Linked DNA regions of Mus musculus: region 2 is linked to region 1. The links are chromatin loops, found by intact Hi-C in ENCODE. Cell type or tissue: heart. All regions are shown on one strand. Each heading gives the region's core, and the rest is flanking DNA. Links, peaks and the distances in the headings are about the cores only. Region 1 holds the start of Gpr150 (G protein-coupled receptor 150). Region 2 overlaps Spata9 (spermatogenesis associated 9).

What was found. Peaks named below come from ENCODE experiments on the same cell type or tissue, not always from the same donor. Only the 100,000 strongest peaks of a DNase experiment are listed, where the experiment ranks them.
Region 2: a loop joins it to region 1, with 8 times the contacts of the local background. A loop is called at or near these places in 4 of 42 quality-filtered maps.

What each region holds. Positions count from the first base shown.
Region 1 is chr13:76,053,863-76,059,245 of GRCm38, forward strand. It overlaps Gpr150 (G protein-coupled receptor 150), which reads right to left and starts at 3,134. Exons shown (of 1, transcript NM_175495.2): 1 at 989-3,134. The coding sequence starts at 2,962. The coding sequence ends at 1,679. In heart, for the core only: a CTCF peak has its summit at 2,530 (motif pointing left); DNase peaks (open chromatin) are centred at 1,669 and 2,619; H3K4me3 peaks cover 1,990 bases; H3K27ac peaks cover 1,236 bases; H3K27me3 peaks cover 4,238 bases.
Region 2 is chr13:75,979,463-75,984,845 of GRCm38, forward strand. All of the region lies in intron 3 of Spata9 (spermatogenesis associated 9), which reads left to right. Among named protein-coding and RNA genes, the nearest start is that of Spata9, 14 kb to the left of the region's middle. In heart, for the core only: a CTCF peak has its summit at 2,624 (motif pointing right); no DNase peak of the experiment used is centred there.

The DNA.
Region 1 (5,383 bases), core at 290-5,289:
GGGTTGAGCAAGTGGGATAAAAGTACCTTGAGTAGCTGCTGTTCTGCACCTGCCATTTCTTGGCAGCTCACAGCTAGATAAGCTAGCCTCTCCAGGGAAGATGATGCCAACCTCCAGGCTCCAAATATCCAACTAGTACAAAGGAGGACAGACCTGGGTCCCTTCTACTAGGACTTACCATGGGCTTAACTGGTATATCTGCTAAGAAATAGTATTCTGGAGGAATGGAGATTTCCTTTAGCTTATCTTTTATGTAACCTACCTATATCAAGTTTTGCTAAATTATGCAACAAATCTGCACTGAGTGGCTCCTATGTTTCACATGTTGTAGAAGTATATAATTATCCACGAACAAAACACAATCCTCACAGATTATGACTTGTGTAAACAACCTTTAGCCAGTCCCTTCCCCTCTGCCTCTTAGTGGCACATTTACTTATGGACAAGAACTCAAGTTTTGTGAAAGATGTGAGTTCTCAGGTGCAGGACATTGTATGGTGCTCAGAAATCCTACGACTTCCCTTAGAAGCAAGAACAGTGAAGAGGAAGAGGTCATGCATCAACTGTTCCCTGATTTAATCCTCTCTGACTCACATGAATAAGCTAGACATTTTTTTTGTTTGTTTAAGACAAAGAGTCTATGTAGTCCAGACTATTCCAAAACTCACTACTTAGTCGATGTTGGCCTCAAATTCAAGACAATGCTCCTGCCTGGGTGCTGGGATCACTGGCAGGGCCTCTACTTCACCTGTTTAGGTTTGTTTTTAAACAGTTCTCTACCTACACAGAGCTTTCTCCTGCAGATCTCAGAGCACTTGAACAGTAAGTACCATCCTGCCACATCGAATTGACACTTTCCCTCAAGACTTTGCCTTTAGGAGCTTAATGTGGACAAACTTAGAAGCTGGTCTGGGCACAATAGCTCTATGTCTAACAGAATACAGGCATGCTTGGAAAGGACTAAAAGAAGCGTATGTGCTCCTCCTGTATTCTCAGTTTTTATTGATGTGAAAGTTGGAAATAAAAGCCACACCTATTTTCCTCCCAGAAAGCACATTACTACGTTTTAAAGAAATGTTGTAGCTGCTACGTGGGAAATGCTTTTATTTTTCAAATGCTCTGTCGCTAACGTGACAGCATGATCACTTTCCTACAGTGCTGCTAACAGCACTCCAGATCTCCCCAGGAAGAGCATTATGGGGATTTTCCTCTCGGAAGGAACATCAAATTTGCTACTCCCCAAAGATGCACTTGATTTAAGCACAATTCAAAATCACTACAAACATAATAGCAACGAATGAAAATTTGTCAATTTAGTTAAAATGAATTGTCTAATCTAGAACGTAGTGGGAGTATAAAAGAGAATCGCAAAAACATTGACTCTGGAACTCAGTTTTTTGTTTTGGTTTTTTTTTTTGTTTGTTTGTTTGTTTTACAACTTTCCAAGAGTTTGGTCTCCTCAAAATGGGCGTTATGAGAGGAACCAGAGGGAAGAAAACTAACGGGAAGTGAAAATCATGCCCTTACTAGAAGGAAATAACTGTCGCATACAGGATGCGGGCCGCTTCAGTAGTTCCTGCAGACAGTTCCACTCTTGGTGACTTAGGCAGATCACTTACACCCTCCGTTGTCTGAAGGCTGTGCTACAGTGGCCAAGGACCTGTCCGTTCAGCAGTTCCTAGAAGGCACTTTCACAGGAGCAGGGCGGCGGTCTGGGGCGTGGCGGGGGTGGGCGCAGGCAGCCCTGGTTCCGCTCCTCCCGCCGGGCATGGTGATAATGAGGGTGGGGCCAGCGATGGCGGTGGAGTGCCTGGTGGTCCCCAGCCCATTCGCTGATATCGGCTTCTTCCTCCCGCACGCAGCACAGAACTCCTAGGCGCCTCCGCAGCCTCCGCCAGAGACGGCAGTCGCCCGCCTGGAAGAAAAGGTAGATCAAAGGGTTGATGGCGCTGTTGGCCACCTCTAGGACGCGCATCGCCGCCACCAGGCTCTCTCTCTCCCAGTCACCCGCGGGCTTCGATGACCAGGCGGCTGCCAAGCGAGCGGCGAAGTAGGGCAGGTCGCAGCCCACGAAGAGCAGTGCCAGCGCCAGGCTCATTTTCAAGCTTTGCACCTTGGCTTGGGGCAACGCGCTGGGCAAGGAGGCTCTGGCCATACTGGGCGACCAGGGCATCCTAGCCACCGGAGCCTGAGACCCACGCTGCCACCAGACACACAGCAGGTGGCCGCAAGAGAAGCCTAAGAGAGCGACCGGCGCCGCGAAGCCCACGATAGCTTCATAGAGCGCGTAGACCTGCAGGTGCCAGCGCGGCAGGGGCGCGAAGATGCCCCTGCAGCAATGCTTCCCTGGCCAGGCATTGGCGGTTGAAGATGGAGGAGCATCCCAGCGCACCACGAAGGTCGGAGGCAGCGCCAGTAGCAGAGCCAGCAGCCAGCTCAGGGCAGCCAGGGCACGTGCTGGCAACTGAGGGCCCTGAGGAATGCGCACCGCGAGCTGGCGCTCCAAGGCAATGAGCGCCACCAGGTGGGCGGAGGCGCCCCGCCCCGATGCCTGCAGCAGATGGGAAAGGCGACAAGCCAAGTCGCCCAGAGCCGGTCTCGGGTCGCCCAGCAGCTCCCAAGCCAGCTGCGACAATGCTGTTCCTCCACTTGCGTACAGGTCAGCCGCTGCTAGCTGCACAAGCAGGAAGTCCATCTTGCGACGCTTGGGACCCGGCCAGGGTCCGCTGCTACCGCCGCACAGGCGGCAGAGCACAGTGGTGTTGCCAGCTACCGCGGCCACCAGGATGATCCCCAAGAAGACCAGATGGATCCGGTGGCTGGGTGGCCCGCGTGGAGGCGAATGCGGTCCTGGGACAGAGGCTCCTTGCTCAGAAGTCAGGTTGAGACTCCAGCTTGGCTGAGTGGGTACAGAAAGGTTGGATGCGGGATTCAGAATTGCGAGGCTGAAAGGATCTTCCATCCTTAATCCGGAGGAAAGAGAGATACCGCTTAAAAGGCCAAAGTCTATGAGAGGTGGCGCGGGCCACACCGCTGGGTCTCGGCGATTTCCCAAAGTTAGTTGAAAAAGCACACACACCCAGGGTGAGATGGATACGCGTGGATTTGCGCTTAGTTGTTTGTATAGGTTGTTCTTGGTATTTGTCACTCAAATGTGGGTTGTATATTCGAGGAACACACATGATCCCTATTCTCCACCTTCTCCGCTTTTCGCTTCCTCCCCCTCCCCACTGCCCCCCCCCCCATCCCAGCAGAGCATCTTTCTAATCCACACAGCCGCCTCCCTCAGTGGCATCCGTGGACCTCTAGGCTCTGGAAATCTTGCCCTGTGACATATAGCCAGAAAGAAAGTTGTGCATGTGACCACTGCAAAGGCTAACTAATGTTAACTCAGAATCAATTATGAGATAGATAGTTCCTCGGCTGAGATAGTATCCCCACCCCCAACAATTAATTGTGTGATTGCTAACAGGAAAAATTACAAATGCTACTTTTGATAAAAAAAAAAAGAAAAGAATTTTTTTTTTTGTAATGCCATACGTCTGCGCTAGCTTGAGAAATACAAGGACACAAGAAACCAAGCAGGGTTCCTCTATTTCTCCACTTCCGACCCTGCTGGGCCAGCAGTCTACCACAGAACTACAACCAGTCCTAAATAGTAGTAATAGCTTTTTGAGCAGAGTCATTAGGTGAGCCTTTGATAGGGGTATACCTTCCTCTGCCTGCAGTGCTAGGACTTTAATCCGGAGAGAACTATGGGCCCTCCCTTTGCCTGGCAATTAGGAACAGAGAGGTCTGCAGATGCTTTCCAGTACTCTCTTTACTAGCATCAGGGGATGGCAGCCGCTCTCTCCTCTCAGTGATGCAAAACTCATTTTGTCAGTCTGAAGACAGTACTACCAGATTTTTATACAAATGGTGGTTCATGGATTGAGTCCTTCCTAGTATTTTCTTCTAGTGATGGATGTGTCACGCGGGCTTCTCTGTCTCCTGATTCTGTTTTCCAGCAGATGGGAGGTTGCTGGGAGGGACTACGCCTCCAATAAGCCCAGAGAAAAGGTGACTAAGAAAACCATACAGCAGCCAATTTTTAAAAAAGAAATCCAGTTCACAGGAAATGGTTTAGATTTAATGCTGCCACTTTTAGCCTCATTTCACAAACAATTCACTTTTCCCGTTGGAAGCATCAGTTTGTGCATCCATCAAATTAATCATGGTGAAAGTAAAATTTCTTGTACTTCCTGGTCTTGGGCCAGGGAGGAATGGGTGTCTGTTGCTTCCCAAGCTGTGGGAATGTTTGCAACCTACAGATGCATGAATTAGGGGGACTTGGTAGGATTCGTACCACCCTGCTGGTTGCTGTAGAAATCTCATTTTCCTAAGGTCTATCATTTTGGCTGGAGACATGTGTCGTTTTTCATTATCTATCCAGATCCTCATATTGGTCCTGATACATGGCAGATATCAATCAGTCAATATATGTCCAGTTGATGAATTAGTACCAATTTAAGGCATATCAGATAACTTTGAGCAAAGTTCTGGTCCTGACTATAAATGTATCACATAAGATGCTTTTCATGCCTTTGGTGCCAGTATCATCTAGAAGAGCCCAGTAGGGTCTGAGGGTGTGTGGATGCTGATGTCTCTCTTTGCTGGAACATGAAGGAAGAGGAACAGTGGCTACAATGAAGAGTTTCTTGGTACCGTGTGCTCCAGTCTTTCATTTCTGAGCAGCACCTGGCAACCCATGACTGCCTTACCAAACGTTAGTTCAATTATTTCTCAAAGTAATTCCACAGTTTGTTGGAATATTCTCATAAATAATATACCAAGATTCTACCACTGAAAGTTTATTCCATCGAACTTTAGAAAGACTTGATAAAATATTGATTTTAAAAAAATAGTTGTTTTCCAGGGTAAATGGCAACCACTGCTGCTTGGGTTGCCAGAATCAGTTGTGGCCTTGCAAAACCCATAGGACAAGCTGGTCCTGGCCTTCTCCCCCATGTCCTCCTCCTCCTCCTCCTATTTTAAAAAATATTACCTTTAATCTTTTTTTCTACAGCTCAGTCGTTATCCCCCTCCTATTCTGCCCTCTGACAGTTCCTTATCCCATTCCTCCTCCCGTCTCCAAGAAGATGTCCCCACACCCCACATACCCCAGCAAATCTCCCATTCCCTGGGGCCTCAAGTCTCTGGAGGGTTAGGCGCATCTTCTCTCATTGAGGCCAGACCAGGTAGTTCTTTGCTGTCTATGTGTCTGGGGGTGGGGTGGGGGTGGGGTTGGACAAGCTAGCACACACTGTCTCAGGGGTCCGAGTTAGTTGAGACTGTTGGTCTTCCTATGGGGTTGCCCTCATCCTTAGCTTCTCTCAGCCTTTCC
Region 2 (5,383 bases), core at 100-5,099, 75 kb before region 1:
TAAATGTACCACATTTTCTGTATCCATTCCTCTGTTGAGGGACATCTGGGTTCTTTCCAGCTTCTGGCTATTATAAATAAGGCTGCTATGAACATAGTGGGGCATATGTTCTTATTACAAGTTGGAGCATCTTCTGGGTATATGCCCAGGAGTGGTATAGCTATTTCGAATTTTCTGGTACCGCCAAACTGATTTCTAGAGTGGTTGTACCAGTTTTCAGTCCCACCAGCAGTGGAGGAGTGTTCTTTCTCCACATCCACGCCAGCATCTGCTGTCACCTGAATTTTTGATCTTAGCCATTCTGACTGGTGTGAGGTGAAATCTCAGGGTTGTTTTGATTTGCATTTCTCTGATGACTAAGGATGTTGAACATTTCTTTAGGTGCTTCTCAGCCATTCAGTATTTCTCAGTTGAGAATTCTGGGTACCCTTGCATTTGAAGCATAGATGTTCAGAATTGAGAGTTCTTCTTGGTAGATTTTTCCCTTGATGAGTATGAAGTGTCCTTCCTTATCTTTTTTGATGACTTTTGGTTAAAGTTGATTTTATCCAATATTAGAATGGCTACTTCAGCTCCTTTCTTGGGACCATTTGCTTGGAAAATTGTTTTCCAGATCTTTACTCTGAGGTAGTGTTTGTCTTTGACACTGATGTGCATTTCCTGTATGCAGCAAAATGCTAGGTCATGTTTACGTATCCAGTATGTTAGTCTATTCCTTTTTATTGGGAAATTGAGTCCATTGATGTTAAGAGATATTAAGGAATAGTGATTGTTGCTCCCTGTTATTATTGATGTTATTTTTATGTTTGTGTGATTATCCTCTAATGGGTTTGTTGAAAGAAGATTACTTTCTTGCTTTTCCTAGGATGTAGTTTCCCTCCTTGTGTTGGTGCTTTCCATCAATTATACTTTGTAGGACTGGATTTGTAGAAAGATATTGTCTAAATTTGGTTTTGTCATGGAATATGTTGGTTTCTCCATCTATTCTAAGTGAGAGTTTTGCTGGGTATAGTAGCCTGGGGTGGTATCTGTGTTCTCTTAGGGTTTCTGTTTCCTGATGGCCCTTTAAGTGTCACTCTTGGGCCAGAAATTTGAAGAGAAGTGGCGGACTTACCTGTGCTTGCAGGTATGTAGGCACCCGTAGGAGACCAGCCCTCTCCTGGTGGTATTTGTATATGTAGGTCTGTGGCACAGGATCAGCTCTAGGTACTGATGGAGACCAGAAGATTCCCGTTTCAGGATGGCCCTCCATTCCTTTGTTCTGGGGGCTCTGTGTGGGTTCCTCTGAACAACAGTGGTGGTCCAACCTGCACTCACAGTCCTGTCCACAATCCTGGGAGTCTTGCTCCCTCCTGGTGCTATTTGGGTATAGAGCCCTGTGGTAGAGGATCTGCTACAAACAGAGATGGAAACTGGAAGCTGTAGTGAATTTTCAATTTGGTTGTATTTTGCACCTTACTCACTTATTGTTATGTTTTCAAAATAACCTTTGGTATGGCAGTTGAGTATATTCAGCTATAAACTTTCTCAGGTGTACCCACTAAAATTTGTTTATTTCTAATTATATTTTTCCTTCATGGCTTCATGTAGCTTCTGTGATTTTTTTTGTTAAAATGTTTTCAGGCCTGAATATTTTCAAAATTTTATGACACAGTACTTTGGATACTTCAATCTGGATGTTATTCAAAGCATCTGGACTTGTTCTGTAGGAAGACTCAGTGTCTTACAGAGCCAGAATCTCAACCCTGGCTGTATCAGTTTGAACACTTTGGCTGAAAGGAGAGAAAATCATGCTCAAAATGGGTTAAACAAAAAGAGAAAGTGTTAGCTTATACAAACCACCCAGACATAGCTGCATAGATACTAAAGCAATGCCTACCTCTCTTCCTTTGCATATCTTCATTCTTTACTCTACATTCATTGCACTCCTAGATTATCCAACATGACCTGTAAAACTGCTTTGGGAAGGGGGTCTTCCTCCTTCTAGGCTCAAGTAATTATGGCAGAAAATCAAATCCTGGAGCCAGTGTTCCTCAGGTTCACTGGTAGAGGCTGGCATACATCTCAGTGCTTCCCTTTAAACCAGGGAAGTGGACTACATCAGATGGCCTAAGACAGATTCCCTGCTTTCTCTTCAGAGCTGGAGTCAGAGGCCTGTGGAGACCATATGGCCTGAAAGTATAGTGGGAAGAGCAGGTCCTCATACAGAATGGTTGCCAGAATCAACAAACATTTCATTACGTTGGAGTCTATCTTTCATTAATTAAAGATTTACTTTTGAAAAAAATCAAATACTTCAATTATTCATCACCCAAGAACAGAATTTATAAAAGATTTCTTTGCAATACTTGATATTTAAGACTATTTTTAAAATATTTACATTTGCTAAACAATGAATTTTTTTAAACTCCAAGCCTTGTTCTGTATCGTTATAACATTGAAAGAATATTTGAATATTTTCTTAGTTCCTTCTGAAATGTCCTTTGAAAGCTAATGTTTTGCCTTGCCATTCCTTCTCTGACTTTTGTCAAATCCATAGGCTTAAAAATTATTTTTATGTTATCTAAGGATGTTTTGCCTGTATGTAATGTCTGTGTGTCACATGAATGCCCAGTGCCCATGAAGGCCAGAAGAGGGCATCAGTTCCTCTGGAACTGGAGTTATACAGACAACTGTAAGTCTCCATATAGGTTCTGGGAATAGAACCCAGGTCCTTTGGAAGAGCAACAAGTGCATTTAACAGCTGAGTAGTCCAGTCCCCAAAGCATAGTTTTTATAGAGTTGTTGTAAAATGTCTTTTGAGAATATTTCTCAAGTATTTCTTACAAATTAGGTTGTCATTTCTTTTGTCATTTTTCTACAGAATCAAAGCTGCAAAGGATCTGAAATTTTACATTGCTTTTAAGTCACCACATTTTCCTTTTGTAGACACACACACACACACACACACACACACACACACACACACACACACACACACACACACAGCCTTATTTTTAAGATGTCCTAAGCAGTTCAATGGCTGGGTCACTTCCAAACCTCCCCATGGTCAACACACTCTCCCCTCTGATATTCCTGAATTATTTCTTACTAAAATCTGTATTTCATCTCTGCTACTGTCTCTCTTTCTGCCCAGCCATTGGCCACTAGCAACTTTATTTCACCAATCAAAGCCAACCAGGGGCAGGGACCCTGAGCATCTTACAGGCAGACAAGCAGGTTCCCATGTAATTTTTGGAACCAAATTAACACAAATAGCATTAGGGCCAATCCAGGACAGATTGTATTCTGGAATTAGCCAGAGCAATGTCTAGCTAATCAAATGTTCCTACTTTTGATTCTTTCTACGAGCTGATACAATAAGGGTTCTTTGTTAATTGTACATATTTAATATTGTATCAGGAGAGAAGAACTTTGAAATGAATAAACAGAGGCTTTTTCAGGGACACTGAAATGCCTACTCAGCTTCTCCTCTAAGGGGGTGGCGTATCCATTACTCTGGAATGTGTCTGCACAGTAAAAGGGAGAGGGCATTATCTTGGGTGCCCGCTGACATATCTGGGGGATTCATCTATAGATCTCTCCCCAGAAATGCATTTACTGTAGCTTTTAAAGCTACTTGATATTCAAACATATCCCTTGCTCAGAAGACAGTTTGTATAGCAAGATAAGAGATCTGTAGAAAATAATCTCTCTGTAGTCATAGAAATTTAGTGGCAGAAAATACTGTCTTTGCATTCAAGCTAAACTGTGTGTTCTTTTTTATCCACTAAAACCTAAAAACCACAATGTATTTGACTGACAATAGGAGTCTGAGATACATGTATAGCTTGTCTGTATTAGCTCACTCTAGAAGCTTGTTTTGAGACTGAGTGAATGAACCAGAAATAATGTGGGGTCGTTGTCTTCTTTGACAACATATAACATTTTTCCTTTTGGGGGCCATCTAATGATGTAGCATTATACAAATTTTATGAGTGAAATACTTAAAAACACAAAAATGGTTTATCAGAAGTCCCACATAACTATAACCAAGACCTAATGCATGTTCATTGTCCCTCAGAATGGCCCATTATAAAAAGAAACATATCCTAGCCCTTTTTCTGTCTTTCTCACAGAGCTGATTACCATGAAGGTGAAATGAAAATGTAATTTTATTTTTTAGTACATTTGGATATATTTATTTATATAGTATTATTGTGTATGCTTAACATTCACATAGATTACATTATGCTGTTACTTATCTTGACAATTCTTGGTTTTGTCTAACATTATTAATAAATGTAGCTAGAGTTTATTTTAGCTTCTCTTTGGTATTCCAAGACAAGGAAAGATAATCTAGAGTTTGTTTCTGGGAGTATGAACAATTTGATTTCCAATTCCTTTCTTTTACAAACAGTACATTGGTGAACATGCTTAGAGATGTCTTCCCTGTCCATACATGTGAGACTTTGTCTGTGTATATCTCCAAGAGGAATTTTCAACTCTTACTAACTCAAACTGTACTGGGGTGAGCTTTCTTGAGAAAATTCTGAGTTTTCCATCTGATAATAACTAATTCAATTCTTGAAAAGCCTCAGCAACAACTTGTTCAAATATTATGTCTTTGTCAGTTTCTATAAACTCTTTTTCTGACACGCCTATTAAATATATTTTAATTTTATTGTATTTTTTTTCCTTAAGAGTAGCATTGAGAATAGAAACCAAGACCAGGTGCATATCAGCAAGCACCTCATCACTGAGCTCTCTCGTCTTACTCTACACAGCTTTATTTTTGTGCATCCCCACAGAATAAAGTCTTTCCATACAGGGTCTCAGTATGCAGCTCTGGCTGGCCTGGGGCTCGCTCTGTAGACCAGGATGCCCTCAGTCTCACAGAGATCCGCCTGCCTCAGCCTCCCAAATTCTGGATTTAAAGGTGTGCACCATGGTGCCTGGCTCCTTCTCTAAGGATTCTGTTTTTGGTTTTGGTTTTCACCCCCTTTCAAGTCTTAGAGAGCTTTCTACCTTTAAATTTTTCCAAGAATCTTGAACATATTTGTGTGTGTGTGTGTGTGTGTGTGTGTGTGTGTGTGTGTGTTATCTTTCAAATAATTATTCTTTGAAATATTAGGAGTGACTATTTATGTTTTATGATTATATAACTGGAATTTCCCCAGCTGAGTTCATATTAGTAAAACCTGCACTTGGTGGCAGAGTTCTCCTGGAGGAATTTTGCTAGTGCCCTAGGGACGTATGGACAACCTGGGACTAGACTTCAAGCATTTCCAGTCCAGGATTTTCTGCACCATCCTGAGAATCTCAGACAGCTCTCTAAGGTATTATCCCAAAGAGAAAATGCCAGCACCAGGCAGGAGCAGCTTCCCCACTCCTGTTGTGCTGT